Linked DNA regions of Homo sapiens: region 2 is linked to region 1. The links are chromatin contacts, found by Hi-C or POLR2A ChIA-PET in ENCODE. All regions are on one chromosome and are shown on one strand. The core of a region is the stretch at or near the end of the contact, and the rest is flanking DNA. Distances in the headings are between cores, read along the strand shown.

Evidence for each region. Hi-C counts contacts between places; a loop is a spot of excess contacts on that map. ChIA-PET counts read pairs that join two places held with the same protein, here RNA polymerase II (POLR2A). Pooled maps may share reads with other maps.
Region 2: a pooled map shows a loop between it and region 1 (2.4-fold over the local background). The contact joins the enhancer-like site here to the promoter of LINC01118 in region 1. A Hi-C loop is called at or near these places in 2 of 168 maps with a recorded cell type or tissue (Caco-2 and K562) and 2 of 50 pooled maps. POLR2A ChIA-PET finds 5 or more read pairs at or near these places in 1 of 52 experiments (AG04449).

Annotation. Positions count from the first base shown.
Region 1 is chr2:46,813,973-46,818,916 of GRCh38, reverse strand. LINC01118 (long intergenic non-protein coding RNA 1118) reads right to left here and starts at 2,249. Exons shown (of 4, transcript NR_034099.1): 1 at 2,005-2,249; 2 at 1,484-1,669; 3 at 686-737. RefSeq lists a silencer at 2,727-2,991.
Region 2 is chr2:47,321,059-47,326,201 of GRCh38, reverse strand. The region is part of intron 3 of EPCAM-DT (EPCAM divergent transcript); the gene reads left to right. Among named protein-coding and RNA genes, the nearest start is that of BCYRN1, 12 kb to the left of the region's middle. RefSeq lists enhancers at 2,597-2,756, 2,738-3,032 and a silencer at 2,738-3,032. Within about 2 kb of position 2,926, at least 3 of the 41 ENCODE cell types and tissues checked have a DNase peak (open chromatin) inside an H3K27ac peak, as active enhancers do.

The sequences.
Region 1 (4,944 bases), core at 1,000-3,499:
GCTCTGCTCAGAACTTCTCTGCTTTAGGACTTGGTGGTTTTCCATGTGCTTTACCTGGGATCACCAGATATGGGGGAATCTCTTAACTCCCAGGGAGACGGTTTGAGAAGAGATCTTTGTTATTCTCACCACACTGGTGAGGAAACTAAGGAAGGACCTGGGCAAGGTCACGGAACTGGTTTATGGATTGCAGAGTCAGGACTTGACCTGGGTTCTGATGCTCCCAATACACCCCAGGCTGCCACATTTGCCCAGGGCCTGAAGAAAGCCACACACAACACAAGTGTGTGCACCTGGGGCTCATTAGACCTCTCAGTGGGCTTTTGCCTTTTCTTTGCTTCACCAATTCCTCCTCCTGGCATTCCCGACCTCTCCCAGAACCCTCCCACAGCCCTACAGGGAGCCAGGCAGAGACAGTGATGGCTGGAACAGACCCTGCACACTACATACATGGGGATCCAGGCCACAGCGGGTGGGGCTTTGCTCTTGGCAGGACAAACAGTCCTGGTTCCGAAAGGCCCCAGAGGCCAGGACAGAGTTTTAAATAGCCAGTGTCAGGCCGATTGTGAGGCTCGGTTTAAATTAGCTGTCAGGGCTCCATTGAATCAGGTTTAATTGTTGATTGGTGCTGAAATGATGAATGAGATGTGGCTTTAAATAGGAAGCATAAGTGTTTCAACCTCACCCTGGGCTGGAACTGCAGGCATGATCTGGTGTCCTCTTATTCAAAGAGTTCCCTGGAGGAGGAGAGGCAAGAGGAGGAGCAGAATGAGCGGCCTGGGCTGGCCCGGGTTGCTGCACCTGTTTCTGGGTGGTCTAGTGTTCCAGGACAGATATAAGGATCACCTGATGGAGGCTCAGGGAAATAAGGTCTCAATAATTCAATCAAGCGATCCTTCTTCAACCCATCTGTCCACCATTTTCCTTATCATCCTTTGACCAAGGTGCTTATTCCCATCTGTGCCTTTGCAGGGGTCCCCAGACCAATCTTCCTAGAGTTGACAGAGGAAGTGGGGGGACAAGGCAGAGAGGAAAAGTCCACCATTCTTGGGAGGTCCTGCATTTAGACCTCACTCTGTCCCTCATCAACTGCATGGCTTTGAGAAGTCATATGAGCTCTCTGAGCCTCAGTTTCCATATCTGTAAACTAAGACAAAGCTTGCCCTACCTCCCTCCTGCAAGGAGCTGTTGAGGGATCAAGAAGGCTAAGGCAGGGAAGGAGCTCTGAAAACTGTGATCGCGGCACTACTGATGACTGATCAGCGCCTCCCCTGCCTGGCCCTGGGCCAAGCTGGGGTGACTGGAGGGTGAAGTGTGAATGGGAAGAGGGAGACCCCAATGTGCCTTTTGCAGCCCATGGGCTCCCCTCACCGACACCCAACAGGTCACCGCCTACTCAGTGGTGGTTTTTCACCTTCCCCAGGGTTGCTGGACAGTTCCAGTGCTCTGGGCCAGGGCCGGGTTCCCCACCCACCCTTCTCACCTGAGACCTGCCTGGTGAGTTCCCCCAGCTGCATCTTCCATCTCCAGCTTCCTCTCACCCTCACCTGGAGCCAAGTAGGGCAGTCAGAAGAGAGGGCAAGAGAAGCCCCACAGAGCCAGGGTTGTAACCGCCAGTCTTCTTGGTAGAGGAAGCTGGAGGGCTGATTTCTGGATTTGCCTCTCAAAGCTGGAAGAATGGCAGCAGGTGGGAACCAAGGACCAGCCCCTGGTGAGGGAAAGCTGGGTAGCTTCGAGAAGGCACTGTAAGCCTCCACAATGGTGTTTCTGGGGCTCAGGGCTGCAGTGGCTGCTGCTAGTAACACCCTCCCGAGAGGGTCAGGGAGTAGCCCTCATACCCATGTCAGCTGGCTCCTGCCACCCCTGGCTACACCAGACTCAGCAGAGTCCTCTTCATTAAGAAGGCAACTGTCCTAAAATGCCACATTCCTCATGATGTCACTCCCAGAGTTGGTCAGCAGCCCCCCATGGCCTGTGGGGTGGCGCCCAAGCCCCTGAGCTCACCTGTGACAGTCCTCATGGTCAGCTCCACCTGTGGGTTTCCCCTCTCCTCTTGTACTTTCAGCGGCAGAAAGGTGCACTGAGCGGACATGGGATTCCACACTGGAGTCCAAGCTCACATGTCTTGTTTTTGTTTTTTGAGACAGGGTCTCGCTCTGTCACAGGCTCGCCTTGTCTTGTCTCTGCTCCCTCACTAGCTGTCATCTGGCCCCAGCCTCCTCACCTGCTGGCGTGAGGAATATTTACCTGCTCCAGAGCAGGGCTATGAGGGGTTGGGAGGAGTTGGGAGATGGCCCCAGGACAGCAGCACGAGGTGCACCTGAGGAGCTCAGGAGGGGCGTGTTCAATTTCCTTCCTCACCTTGCAGGCTTGGTGGGATTGTTCCAGGAAAGAATCTACAGGGGAAAATGTGCTTCTGAAAACTTTTAAGAACTACACAAATTCTAGCCTCAGGAGCCCCCTTCTCCTGGATTTCAAGCAAAGGGGCCTGTGCACTCCAATAGGGCCTCCCAGCTGAGGTGTGGGCCACCTTCCTCCCTCTCCCAACATCCTCCGATTCCCGCCCATTTCTCTCCCACCCTCCAGGTCAGTGGCCTTGGGTTCCCTGTGGACACTAGCAGTCCTTTCCGCACCTGCACACCTTCTCTGCTCTCTGTCTTTGAGATGCGTGCCATTTCGTCTTCTACCCTCAACTGTCTTTTGAGTTTTACCACCTCCAGGATAGGGGATTTGAATCACCCTTGTTATATTGTAAAGGGTGGGAAGACTCCAGCTGACCCCAGGGTGCATGCAGAGGCAAAAAAGAGACAAAACACTTTTCTTTTGGTTTTGTTTTGGTTTTTGGTTTTTGGAGACGGAGTCTCACTCTGTCACCCAGGCTGGAGTGCAGTGGCATGATCTCGGCTCACTGCAACCTCCACCTCCCAGGTTCAAGCAATTCTCCCACCTCAGCCTCCCAAGTAGCTGGGATTACAGGCATCCACCACCACACTCGGCTACTTTTTTTGTATTTTTAGTAGAGACAGGGTTTCACCATGTTGGCCAGGCTGGTCTCAAACTCCTGACCTCAAGAGATCCACCTGCCTCAGCCTCCCAAAGTGCTGGGATTACAGGCGTGAGCCACTGCACCTGGCCAACTAAACACTTGTCTATTTGTATGGTTTTTTTTTTTCTCTTTAGCTCAAAAAAGTTTGTTGGGGGTGGGGAGTGGGCTACAGAGGAGATGCTTTTGAAGAGAAAAACATCACAACCCTGAAAATTCTGGTGAAGGACAGAAGGCTCAGGAAACAGGCTCCCCAAAAAGGCAGCCAGGGTGCCAGAGCACGTGACCTGCTTTTCATAGTTTCTGAGCGCTCTCTGCCTGCATCGTTGTGCGTTCCTCCCAGACATGTGAAGTTGGTATTATTGGAATGCCTACTTGCGTTGATGGGGGAAACGAAAGTAGGTATTATAATTCCCACTCCATAGAAAAGGAACCAAGGTTTGGAGAGGTTAAATACTATTGACGATAAAACAACAATAGCTGCCATTGGCTGAGAGCTAATTGTGTGCAGGCTCTGGGGGAAGTGCATTTGAGACATCCTCTCATTGAGTCCCTCAGCCATCTGGCAACGTAGACACCATCGCCCCCATCTGATGGCAACTCAGAGATGTTAAGAAATGAGTCCACATTTAGGAAGTGGCAGGGCTGGTTCTAGGACAGGGGTGGGGCAGCCAAGGGTCATCTGGGGCCATCTTCTCATCTCTGAAGAACAGACATGGCCAAGGGCAGAGCTCTGGCTTTCTTCCCTTTGCCTGGAGTTAGATTTAGGACTTATAGGACCCATAGATGAAAGTGAGAGAGAGGTAGGTTTTAGTTCAACCCCTAAAAACATTTTAGATGAGACTTTCCTTAGAAATAAGGAATACCCAAGGAATTCAAAGTCTGGATGAATCTTCTACCTGGAGTGTTGTAGAAGAGACTCCTCCTGTGCCTGGGACAGACAGGGCTTGGTCTCAGAGCTGGAAGACCATATCCTAGCGCTACCACTGACCTACTCACGTCATGATCTTGAGCCAACTACTTGACCTCTCTGAGCCACAGTTTCCACATTTGTAAAGATGGGAAAGTAAGGCCTTTCCAAAAAGAACGTTGTGTGGATTCTGAAATATGAAATAACAGATGCAAAAGCACTCCTGGCTTGGCCCAGGGTTGGCATCTGATAAATACTGGCTGAATCTGAATCTAAGCCAGGTAGGGGCTGGGATCAGAGGACAGTGACAGTCCCTTGCCACTCTGAGTGTCTATGACTTCCATCACCACACTGGCCATGGGCCCTGCTTATCGTATCTGCCACAGGTAGCCAAATACCCAGGTGAGGATGTCCCCACAGGACTGAGAAGAGATCTGCTAAGAGTATTCAGTTTAACGGCAGCACCATGTCCTTGGTTCAACTTCTTTTTGTGGGGGAGCGTGGAGAGAGGAGGGGAAATTTTATGATCAGTCTGAAGTGGAAAGAAAGCTCTTATCTCATTTCCTTCTCAGAGCTACATGTGATGGCTGTGACTCGGCCGTGGACGTGCTGGGGAGAGTAACGGGAACTGACAGCGGCCTGGGCCACATTCTCTAGTCCTCTTCCCACAGAGGCGTCCAGAGAAGGGGAATCGGGCCCTCTTTGCCGTGCCAAAATAAACTCGCATTGTTTCCAGCTCCATGAGAGGCCTCGAGTGAAGCAGCCTTTGCCAAACCCTAAAAGGAAGGAAGGCTGAGCGGGGGGAGGGAGGGGTCCCTGGATCGGGGGATGCACCCACCACCTCGCTTTCTCCTGACTTTCTGAAAACTCCATGTGGGCAAGCTCTAAAGCAAATCTCAGAGGGCACTGTGAAAATCTGTGCATTTAGGGGAGAAAGAAAGGACTCGAACTCCCATTTGTTAAGGGTCTACTGTATGGTAGGTACTTTGTT
Region 2 (5,143 bases), core at 1,677-4,176, 510 kb before region 1:
GGCCTTGACCCTTGGAACCCACCCCTACCACACAGGCTTTAGCTAGCAGAGGGGCAGCAAAGGAAGACAGCAAGAGGTGGCCTCTGGTCGTAGCTCTTTGTGGTTTGCCAAGGCTTTCTGGTTCACTGACTCAAAAGGGTTTGGGGCTTTACAGACTGGTAAGATCTCCCAAACTGGGTAGTTGTACTTTAATTTTGTTAAGTAAAAACATTTTTAAAAATCTGCTAACATCACTATCATTTCATAAAGTAAATGTAATTTCAATGCAAATAAACCCCAAGAAAGACACAATCTCAGAGTACAGTCCAGGCCTTTAGGTTGAATAAATCTACCTTTGTAAACACCTCCTTTCGTTGTCCTGATTTTCCTCATCTCACCGTGGGCTGGTGAAAACGTCCTCATGTGTAGCACCTGTTTAAGGACTGCCATCCAGGAACCACTGTGGTACTTCATACGATCCCCATAAACCCTCTGCAAGGTAGACAGGGAAAGTCTTGTTTACCCCACTCTACTAACGAAGAAATCGAGGCTCAGAGAAGTCTTGTTTAAGGACACACAGCCTGAAAAATGGCAGGGCCAGGTTACAAACCCATGTTTTCAGACTGCAGGGGTCCAGTGCTCTTTCCTTCTATACCTCAAAGCGTTCACAAAATGCACTCACTGACCACTGGCTTGGTTGCTGTGTGAGGACCTAAATGTTCAGAAAGAGAAGAAGCATTTCCAAGTGCCATTTCCATTGAATGGAGTAGTGCAGCTGGCTGAAAGGTAGCCCCTGGATTCAGGGCGAGATGGGAAGCCCCTCAGGGGCAAGGTCGGAGTACATTTCCTCTTTCATTCCCGGGCTCAGCCCACACAGGGATGAGCATACGGGGCTGGCAACAAGTCCTTGCAGCTTAGAAGTGTGAGTGTGGTTTCTATTTATTTATTTTTAATTAAGAAATTTTTTTTTAGAGACAGGGTCTTGCCATGTAGTCCAGGCTGGTCTCAAACTCCTGGGCTCAAGCTCTCCTCTCACTTCGTCCTCCCAAAGTGCTGGGATTACAGGCGAGAGCCACTGGGCCTGACTGGAGTATGCTTTTTTTGGTTTGTTTTTGAGACGAAGTCTTGCGCTGTCCCCCAGGCTGAAGTTCAGTGGTGTGATCTCAGCTCACTGCAACCTCCACCTCCCGGATTCAAGCGATTCTCCTGCCTCAGCCTCCTGAGCAGCTGGGATTACAGGCATGTGCCACCATGCTCAGCTATTTTTCATTATTTTTAGTAGAGACGAGGTTTCACCATACTGGCCAGGCTGGTCTCGAACTCCTGACCTCAGGTGATCCGCCCACCTCAGCCTCCCAAAATGCTGGGATTACAGGTGTGAGCCACTGAACCTGCCCTGGAGTATGGTTTTAAATGCTAGTTTTTATCTAACAGAATTTTACTGTGGTAAGAAGGGAGGAAGAAAAAAAATCCCAGACTTAATTTGAGAGGATGTTACTGGGAGTTGGGAGAAAAGGATGAAATCCAGAGAAGACTTGATGGAGGCACCCTGGGCAGTGAGGGGAGGAGGGAGGCAGCAAAAGGGGCCTTATCCCTGAAGGAGGACAGCTGGCAGGGAGGCAGGAGCATTGTCTGTGGTGTCCCACTGTCTTAGGATCAAGACCACACCCCTGATATTGCCCCCCAGTGCCTAAGGCCTTGCCCTGCCTACTGCCCTAGTGTCACCTGCACTACTCTTGTTCTGGGTTTCTGAGCTCCAGACACATTTCCTTAAAGATATCCCCATGGGACCCCACCTCGGGGCCTTTTTGTTTTTTTGTTTGTTTGTTGTTTTTTTTTTTTGGCAGGGTCTTGCTCTGTTGTCTAGGCTGGAGTGTAGTGGCACAATCACAGTTCACTGCAGCCTCTACGTCCTGGGCTCAGGCAATCCTCCATCTCAGCCTCCTGAGTGGCTGAGACTACAGGTGCACACTGCTATACCCAGCTATTTTTTTTTTTTTTTTGTAGAGACAGGGTTTTGCCATGTTGCCCAGGCTGGTCTCGAACTCCTGGGCTCAAGCCATCCTCCTGCCTCGGCTTCCCAAAGTGCTGGGATTACAGGTGTGAGCCACTGTGCCGGGCCCACCTCAGAGCCTTTGAGCATGGCATTCCCGCTCCTGGGTTTCCACCAGTACTTACTAATGCCTATTCATCTTTTGGTGACTTCCCTGACTCCTATCTACCAGCTGGAGGCGTAGACAGCCCAGAGCCACATCAGCCCACTTCCAGAAGCAGTGAGCATTTCAATGTCCACAGTGTGCACAGGCCCCAGGGGCAGTGGCTTCACCAGGAGGTGCTCATGAAGCCCACAGTAGCACCAAGGAGCACTCCTTATCTTGTCCTGGATGGAGTCAGCACCCTGAGCCTTCCCTTCAGATCCTTGTTATAGTCTGCAATTACGTATCTGGGTGATTGTTTCATTAATGTCCTTCTCCCAACTAAATAGTCAGCTTCCTTTTTGTTGGCCATGGTATCTGCAGCCTAGCACGGACCCAGAGGCCTGGACGGTGCCCGCTAAGTGTTTGTGGAATGGCTTCCTTCCTTGTTTTGCCAAGGGGTGCCAGAATGTGCCACTGGCATTTGCTTTTCATTTACACTATTCTTGTGGCTAGGGTGGAGTGGGTTGGAGGTCATGGCCATCTCTAGAGAGCTGTTCCAAGACTACTTGAGCTTGTGTTTTCTTCCCAGCCCAAGATTCAGAATCCACTGGCCTTGAGTTCGCCCTGTCCTGGGGACAGTGGGACCTGTCACCTGCTGGCCAAGGTAGGGCTCCAACTTTGTGAAAAGTACATGCGGCAGGTCTGACCCTTAAACAACTCTTCTGACGTGTGGAATGCAGGGCTGGGTGGGAGCAGCCGGCACACCTGTCATTCACTGTTTAGCCACTGAAGGGCAGTGTTGCTCCACAGGAAGGGGCCAGGCAGATGTGCGCCATCACTGTGGCTCCCAGGTCGGAATGAGGATATTTTAGCTAGTCCCTACCAAGCACCACTGGTGTGCTAGTCACTTTGAATATAGTACTCGTGCAATCATGCAAGAGAAAGTTGATGACCCGTAGTGTAGTGTGGTGTAGTGTGGTGTAGTGTAGTGTAGTGTAGTGTAGTGTAGTGTAGTGTAGTGTGTAGTGTAGTGTAGTGTAGTGTGTAGTGTAGTGTAGTGTAGTTTTTGAGACAGGGTCTCACTGTTGTCCAGGCTGGAATATAGTGATCAGGGCTCACTGCAGCCTTGACCTCCGGGGCTCAAGTAATCCTCCCGCCTTAGCCTCCCAAATAACTGGGACTACAGGTGCACACCACTACACTTGGCTAATTTTTGTATTTTTTTTGTAAAGATTGGCGGGGGGGGGGGGGTCTCACTGTGTTGCCTAGGCTGGTCTCGAACTCCAGGGCTCAAGTGATTCTCCTGCCTCAGCCTCCCAAAGTACTGGGATTACAGGTGTGAGCCAGCACACCCAGCTGACCCTTATTTTAAAGATGAAGTAAAGAAAATCGGAGAGATTAAATGATGTTTTCAATGTTTCATGACTAGTAAATGGCTAAGCCAGAAATCAACCTCAGGTCTGCCTAAATCCCAAACCCCGTCAGTGCCTTCACCTGCTCTCCCTTTGTCACGATGGCCAATCTTTTCTAGCATGTCTTCCTAGCAGCCACCTGCCAGGGTAGTGCTGAGTGCACAACCTTGTCTCACTCAGCTGGCTCAATTTAGCCAACTTTTGATTACCGAAATTAATACAGGGGTCACTGACTTGGGTCTAAAATTTTAAAATGGGTTATTAAAATGCTTGCTTTGGCCAGGCGCAGTGGCTCATGCCTATAATCCCAGCACTTTGAGAGGCTGAGGCAAGAGGATCATTTGAGGTCAGGAGCTCGAAACCAGCCAGCCAACATGGTGAAACCTAATCTATACTAAAAATACAAAAATTAGACAGGTGTGGTGACACTCACCTCTAGTCCCAGCTGCTCGGGAGGTTGAGGCAGGAGAATCACTTGAACCCAGGAGGCAGAGGTTGCAGTGAGCCGAGATTATGCCACTGCACTCCAGCCTGGGTGACAGATTGAGACACTGTCTTGAAAAACAAAATAAAATAAAATGCTTGTTTTGATTCTAGAGACTGTTATTCGGTATGCATGGGATAGGGGGAGGAGGGAAAACAGATTTGTCCTTCCATAGTCCTCTCTCTGATCTCATTCTGCAATCTTTCCTCCCCCTTCCCCACCCAGCCCTCACACAGCTGCCAGGCAGCTTTCCAACAGATTTGATCAGATGGCTCTCTCACTACTGTACTGGGCCCCCTGTAGCTTCTGGAAGAAAGTCCCACTCCTTAGCAAGCAGCCCAGGTGCTTCCTAAGCTGCCAGCTACCTTGCCGCCAGACTTCTTCCCCACTGGCTTACGAGGGTGCACTGTCAGCCCCAGCCCCCTGAGCCACAGCATTCAGTATCTAAAGCTGTAATCTCTCCACTGCAGAGTGAGAATGAAGATACTGGCCACCCAGGTGGTTGTAAGGCTAAAACCACCACCTTTAAAGATCGCTTGGCACAGTGCTGGCCACAGTGGGGCTCATCACCACGTTTCTCACCTTCCCTTCCTCAGCCCTTGGAAATGTGCAAGTATAGTACAACCTACAAAGGCAAATCCATGTGGTATAGTGCTCTGCACAGTGCAATCCCTGTGTAAACATTTCTAGACACAGAAATGTCAGCTGGGGCATTATTTTGCTCAGGCTGACACTGAGGAAGACATTTCCTGGATTTTTTTCCTGTGCCCATGGTGAGGTCCAAAGTGACCCAAATACCACCTAAATCCCTGGATGCTAAACTCCTTGAGGGCAGAGACAGAGTTATGAACCTCTGGGTCTCCCCATAGGTCCAACCCAGCACTAGGTCTTCAGTGGCGTCTCTAAGAATGTCAGTTGGTCAATTTGTTATTCAATGGGCACATGACAAGTTGCAGGAGTGCACAGGTGCTTTCAGGGTATCATCATCTCAAACAGAAACAGCATTGTTTCAAAGAGCCTGTAGGAGTCCAGAAGAAATACAGGACTTTCTTCTTCCTTTTGCAAAAGCTGGCAGTTTAAAGCCACAGGGCATTAGATCAAGAATGCCATGAGGCTGACCAGTGAGGGGC